Regions from separate parts of the Homo sapiens genome. Here region 2 is linked to region 1. The links are chromatin contacts, found by Hi-C or POLR2A ChIA-PET in ENCODE. All regions are on one chromosome and are shown on one strand. The core of a region is the stretch at or near the end of the contact, and the rest is flanking DNA. Distances in the headings are between cores, read along the strand shown. Region 1 holds the start of SLC25A4 (solute carrier family 25 member 4). Region 2 holds the start of ING2 (inhibitor of growth family member 2).

Evidence for each region. Hi-C counts contacts between places; a loop is a spot of excess contacts on that map. ChIA-PET counts read pairs that join two places held with the same protein, here RNA polymerase II (POLR2A). Pooled maps may share reads with other maps.
Region 2: a loop to region 1 is called in a map of B cell, with 10 times the contacts of the local background. The contact joins the promoter of ING2 here to the promoter of SLC25A4 in region 1. A Hi-C loop is called at or near these places in 3 of 168 maps with a recorded cell type or tissue (B cell, CD8-positive, alpha-beta T cell and sigmoid colon), 2 of 37 single-sample maps with no recorded cell type and 12 of 50 pooled maps. POLR2A ChIA-PET finds 5 or more read pairs at or near these places in 1 of 52 experiments (CD8-positive, alpha-beta memory T cell).

The regions. Positions count from the first base shown.
Region 1 is chr4:185,141,816-185,145,083 of GRCh38, reverse strand. It overlaps SLC25A4 (solute carrier family 25 member 4), which reads right to left and starts at 1,818. Exons shown (of 4, transcript NM_001151.4): 1 at 1,601-1,818; 2 at 1-320. The coding sequence starts at 1,711. RefSeq lists a silencer at 1,747-2,046.
Region 2 is chr4:183,503,040-183,506,307 of GRCh38, reverse strand. ING2 (inhibitor of growth family member 2) reads right to left here and starts at 1,250. Exons shown (of 2, transcript NM_001564.4): 1 at 941-1,250. The coding sequence starts at 1,112. It overlaps ING2-DT (ING2 divergent transcript), which reads left to right and starts at 1,793. Exons shown (of 3, transcript NR_033995.2): 1 at 1,793-2,132. RefSeq lists silencers at 189-908, 1,129-2,168.

The DNA.
Region 1 (3,268 bases), core at 569-3,068:
TCAGCAGCCAACCTGGTCCTAGCAAAGTCCAGCGGGTAGACAAAGCAAAGGGAGGTGGCCCCAGCGGCCCCACCGGACGCCAGGTTACCAGCAAAGTAGCGCCAGAACTGCTTATGCCGATCCACACCCCCTAAGAAGAGCTGCTTGTACTTGTCCTTGAAGGCGAAGTTGAGAGCTTGGGTGGGGAAGTAACGGATCACGTTGGCCAGGTTACCCCTCCAGAAGGAGAGGAAGCCCTGCTCCTTAGGGATTCTCACCACACAATCAATGATCCCTTTGTACTGCTTCTCAGCACTGATCTGTTTGCTGGCATGCTGGACCTGGTGGAGGGGAGGGTGGGTGACAGAGGACAGGCAGGGTAGAGAGAAGGGAAGAGGACAGGAGAAAAAAAAAGGTTTGCACTTCCTAGATTTTTTTTTTGAAGAAAAAAAGGATGAGGAAATCAAATGGATACTGAGGACGTGTAAATGGATACTGTTATCCATGTTAGTTACTGGATAACAAGCCAAAATAATCCAATGTTGCTTCAATTATTAGGGTATTTGAGGGAAAAGGTATTGCCCCAAATAAACTGAAAAGGTGATTGAATTATATAAAGCTATAGCCATTTATTTATTTCACTTTCCCTAGGTTTGAGAACTGTATGAGGGGCTTACTGGGGGACAGAAATGAGTAACACTCCCTGCTTCAAAGGGCTTTGGATTTAATAGACATGATGGCCAAAAAATGACAATTTCTCAGTGTCACTCTGATCACCCTGGAGATGAGGATCTCTACTAGATGCTCTAATAGAGGAAGGAGAATAAATCCACTAAACATTAGGCCTCCAAAGTTTTCAAGCAGATAATCCAAGTAATCAATTATTAAGGGTTTGCTGCCGTTGTGAGCAATTTGTGGGGGTTTTGTTGTTAGTAATTCTGACTCCCAAATTGGGCTCTTCCTCATTGAGGGGCCCTGACCTTTTGGGCAGGTGGAGGAAAACACGAGAGGATGATAAACCATTCAGCGACCAGGTAGGGGAGGAAAAGATTTGGAGACAGGATGATCTGAGTTTATTCCGAAAATTGTTTCTTAATATTTCAAAACCTCAGCTTCATCTGTAAAATGGAGAAGAATAACTCTCTCACAGAGGTTACATAAAGATGAAGGCGTCAGCCTACATACAGCATTGTGCATGAGATACGATAAGGGAATTCTTGGGTGATGATTATTTTGATGTTTTTATTGTAAAGGTGCGTGCGCATAAGACGGTGCCAAAAATACTGGCAATCACTAGGTGCCTCCGGGCCTGAGTGCACGCCCGTGCTGTCACGGGCGCAGGATCTGGCACACGTAAACCGGCTCCGGGTGGGTTTCCATATATAGACACCCGAACGCCGGGCGCCACCCGACACCAGGAATCTGCGACTGACGCTGGACCTGTCTCTACGCAGAGGGCACCTTCTTCCCCCGCGGGCGGGCGGGCGGGCGGGCGGGCGCCCGGGCCTGTGGCCTGGCGCAGATTTTCCGCGGCGCCCCGCGCCCTGCAGCTCGCGCCGCATCGCGCGCCCCGCCCGGCCCGCCGCGCCCGCGCCCGCCTCTTGCACCGCGCGGTCCTCACCTGCAGCAGCAGTTTGACCCTCTCGATGGGGGCGACCGCGGTCTTGGAGACGGCAGCGGCGACGCCCCCGGCCAGGAAGTCCTTTAGGAAGCTCCAAGCGTGATCACCCATGGTGACAGCTCGACGCTCTCAGCCCGCAGGCAGCCCGTTCGTGCTCTCGCCCACGCCCGGCCTGGCACCGCCGCGCAGTCCCCGACCCTGCGCGACGCTAGGGGGCCGCCGCCTGGCCCGCAGCTCCCCCTTATATCCCCGCCGGGCTCTCGCGAGAGGAGGCGGGTCGCGGCCGGCGCTCGCGCCGCGCATTGGCTGGGCAGGTGCGGGGCGCCCCCTCCTCCCAGCTGCAGAGGGCATCGGGGGCGAAGGCGCTTCCGGGAGCGAGGCTGGGCCGGGGGCTGTCCCTGCAACTTGGGACGTTTAAAGGGCACATTCATGTTATCTGTCCCGCCGAGCCCAGGGAACACCGTGTCACCGCGGCATGTGGGCCGCGTATTTATAGCACAGGCAGCCTTAGGCCGGGGCGAAGCCGGGGCAGACACCGGGCCGCTGCCGCCGGTGGAGAGTTCTTGACCCTCCGGCCTGCACGGGCCGCGCTCAGGCCCAGGGATTTCGAGCTGTTTCCTCCTTCTTGCATCTAAAGGCGCCCCCCACCAGAGCTCACTGCCTGGATATGGGCCTCTTTAGAGCCGTGCGCTCCCGAGAATAAATGGCAGTCCTCTCAAATAGATACTAAGGTCACCTGATGCTGTGATTGCCTCATAGAATCTGACAACCTGCTGCCTCTCATTTCTTTTCATTCAATCGTTCGTTCAGTCATTCATTCTGCTATTACATATTGATGTGTCTGGCACTCAGTGCCCACAGGAAAGACCTGGTGCAGGGGGCCACTAGGTGAATTCATACTTGTTTCTGCAAAACTCTGTGACTCTAAAACACAGGACACTTCTTTTGTAAGCCCCTAAAGGGTTCAATGTACCACTCTGCTCTCAGCGGAATTTCAGCACATATTAGGGCAGAATGTTCTGTCTGTCAGCCGGTGCCTTCTTGAGGGTCAGTGCTGTCAGCCTTCCGGAGATCCAGTCCTTGGCTGTATTTGCCTCTTTTTAATGACAGCTGGGGTTGAGGAAATGCTATTTAATCCCAGGAAATTAATTGCAATTAATTTCTTAAAATATATAAATCTGAGCTTTAATTTTCCTTAGCTTGTTTTTTAGGCAGTTCATGTAACCATACAGGTTTTCAAATACAACTGTTCCTTCCCCTAGAATGACTGCAATTCGTTTTTAACTTTAAACTCTTCACTCAATTATCTTCCCATGTTTGCTAATTTTCATTTGTACCTTTAACAAAGTTTATTCATTGTTTTATAAACTTTTTTTTTTTAATATTTGCTGACATCATGTTAGAGGTTTACGGAGCTGCAGCTGCGTGTCACCCTGGGCGTGGAGACTTTGGTATAGCAGAAGTCACTAAGGTTCCAGGGCCACAGAGGGCATGCGTTTATCTAAGAGTGGGGCAGGCTAGAGTTCCGAAATCCAGGTAAGCAGAATGAAAGCTAGAAACTAGTGGAAAGCTGCCAGAGGTCAGAGCAGACAGAAGTCAAGAACTCGGAAGAGACAAACAGATAAACCATGTATGTGTTCATTCAACAGACTCTTGCTGAGCATGTAC
Region 2 (3,268 bases), core at 1-2,500, 1.6 Mb after region 1:
ATCCGCGACGGTCCGAGCTGCTGATCGCCGTCCTGATCCATTGACTGGGAAAGAGGTTGGAAACATCACCGCAAAACATGCTGCAAACCCCGATTCGGACTCCGCTGGGGCCGAACCAACGCCCCCGCACAGCCCCGACTCCCTCCCCAGCAGCCAGCTCGCCACCGCCCCTCTCGCGACCAGCCATTTTCCAGGCCCGCGGGAACGCGCGCCGCGCCCCTCCCACGCCCCTCGTCAAGCCCGCAGGCCCCGCCCCCGGCGCGGGGGCCCTCCCCGCCACACACGCCCCTCTCTTCCTCTCCCGCGGGGGACCCCTCCCCTCTTAACCATTTTGCCGAAAGAACTGGGCTAGGGCTACAACGCGGGGCGCCCGCGAACTTTCCCGGGGCGAGAGAGCGGAACGGACTGCTCTCCTCCGGGCCGGGGCAGGAGCGCGGAGGAAGGCCCCCTCAGTCCGCCTCCGCGGCCTCTCGCCCCCTCCCCCCGCACGTTCCAAAGCACCCGCACTCCGGGGTGGGGGCGAGTGAGGTGGGGAAGCGCGCCCCGCAGACCAGCGGGAGCCCGGCCGCTCACTCCCTCCGACCCTTGCCCGGCTGCAGTCCCGGGCCGGGGCCGCAGGGTCTGCGGCACGGGGCGGGCCAGCGCCTGAACAAATGCTTGCTGCTTAAAATGGCTGATTCCCCTCAGCGGCAGCTGCAGCCGCTGGGTCTGCAGCGGGGGCTGACAAGCGGCCCCCACCCCCACTCTGGGGACCCCAGAGAAGTACTCGCCCACCGCGGGGCCACGGAGGGCCGCCAACCCGGTCTCCAGTCCTCCCAGTCCCGCTCGGCAGACCCTCGGTGCGCTCGGGGAGACTGTCACGGGAGAAAGGGAAGGTGGCACTCCCCCGGACAGGCTCCCCGCCACCGGCTCCCGAGGCCGGCAGCCCCGCGGCTCCTACCTTGATATTTGTTGTCCAGCTCTCGCAGCACAGACACGTTCCTCTGCATGTCGTGGGGCAGCGACTCCACGCACTCAAGGTAGTCCTGCACGTAGCAGGTGAGCAGCCGGCTCCGCTCCCCGGTCAGGAGCGCGGCCGACGAGTACAGTTGCTGCTGCTGCTGCCCTAACATCCTGCCGATCCGCGCCGTCGCCGCCGCCTCCGCATCCAGCAGCCGCACATGCACCGGCCGCGGCCGCCGCGGGCCCTCAGCTCAGCAGCCCGGCGCCGCGGGGACCCCGCAGCCGCTCGAGAGGGCACGGCCGCGCTCCCCGATCTCCACTCCCCCCAGAGCAGCCCTCACTCCCCGCCCCCGCAGCACCAGCCCAGGGGCGGGGCGAAACCGGGGCTCCCTCCTTTCTCCCCTCCCGCTCCAGGACCGGAGCAGTGGGGATCCCCTCGGCGGGGCCGGCGCCGGGGTCCCGGGCGCTGACACTTCCTGTCCCCCTCGGAGTCCCCAGATGCTACGAGTGCCGTCTCGCAGCCCGGATCCCCATGACAAGCCCGTCGCCGCCCGCCTGTCCCCAGTCACCCTCCGTGCCTCACGGAGAGCCTCCCGCTAGCCTGCCCCCGCCCCTCCGCCCGCGGCCGCCTCTGCGCCTGCGCAGCGCTCCCTGCGAATAAGGCCGGGGCCCGCCCCTACCGCCTACCGGAGGGTTCGCATTCTCCCGCCTTCGCTCCGCCGCCCGGGCGATTGGTCTGCCGGCTCTGGGCTAGCGGGGGAGGGTGTGGGGGGCGGCCAAACGGCAGGCCGCGCCCCGCCCCCCTTAAAGGGGAAGCCCGGGGAGCCAGTCTCTGCGCCTCGCGTCTGAATGGGACCCGGGAGGGGAGGCGGCTCGGTCCTTCGTGCCGTCCTCCCCGCTGGGAGGGGCAGCTCCAGCTCCGCTCGGCTCGCTCCGCCCGGCCACACCGGCTTTTTCCCCATCAGGCGGTCCGAGTGCGGCTCCTCGCGAGCCTGCAAAGGAGCAGCAGGCGGTTCCTTTTCGGACGACCTGGAGCGAGGCCTGCGGGACTGCGCGCCCCGGCGGGCGGCGTGCGGCTCCCGGCATGCGCGGCGGCTGCGTTCCCGCCGCCTCCGAGCTCGCCTGGGGCTGCCGCCCGCCTCCTGCCGGGCCCTCGGGCTCGCCCGGCACCGCGGGGCTTGATCAGGGAGGTAGGCGGTGCTCCCTCCGGCCCCCGGCGTCGTGTGCCCTGCGGGTTTCGTGGCCCTTCCCCTACGCTGGAATCTTCTGTGTCATTTAGGGGGAGGGGATGCGGGACGGCATCTGTTTGACAACGCATTGGTCCCACAGACAGCCTTTAAAAACAACTGCTTTTGGGGGGTGTCAGAACATTTAAGCACAGGACGTCGGTGAGGCTTCCTGGCGGAGTGGGGCACACGCCAGCTTTACGGGACTTTTTGCTCAGTCCTGCCCCAGGACTGCAATCGGAGGGGACCTGGGGCATGGAGGAGACGCGAGTGAAAACCTAGTCAGCGGGCGGGCCCTCGGCCCCATAATCTACGTGATCTCCTAGTGGGGTTTAATTTCGGTGTAGTGTAAATGAGATGTCAGGCAGAGGAGCTGATTTTAATTACAGATGGACATTTTTGAAAGAAATGGGTGCAAATAGAATGAATGCATGGATAATTTTAATGGAATGCCTATGTAAACAAGGCCAATTGTGAGTACTACCTTTGAGTTAAAATGTGAGTGAGTGGTGACAAATTTGGATCTTCTTAGATCCAGTTTGCAGCGTTGGTACACCTGAATGGTGACCTATTTAGAGCACTTTTGAAACAGCTGTTAATAGTAACTAGCCTTTGACTTGCAAAGAGAAATCTAGATCTTTATCTAGAGGAAATTTTAAATTTCAAACCAAAATAAAGCACTCCAGGCAATTTGACATCTTGGGACGTCAACTATTTCAAAGGACTGGGAAATTGTCTTGGGTTATTATCCTAGGACACTGAGGTTTGGGCCAGTATTAAGCAACCCAGACAGTACAGTGGATAGTATTTCTGAGAACATTCTGGGATTTTACTGTTCGTGAAATCTTTCGGCCGGGTCTTGTCAAAAAACCGCCACTGTGAAGAACTGAATTTTACTGGTTTTTACTTGAACCCTGCTATTTTTGTTTTCTCACAAGTTTGAATAAGCTGGTCTTTATCAAAGGCGCAAAATAATGTGGGGTGCCTTGTTACAGGTCAGACACCGAATGTACCTATGGATTTTATTCAGTCTGATAAGTGATCTGCAAGTAGATAAGAAATGTGTTTAGAAACTAGAAGGGGAAAAAGGCAAAGATGCA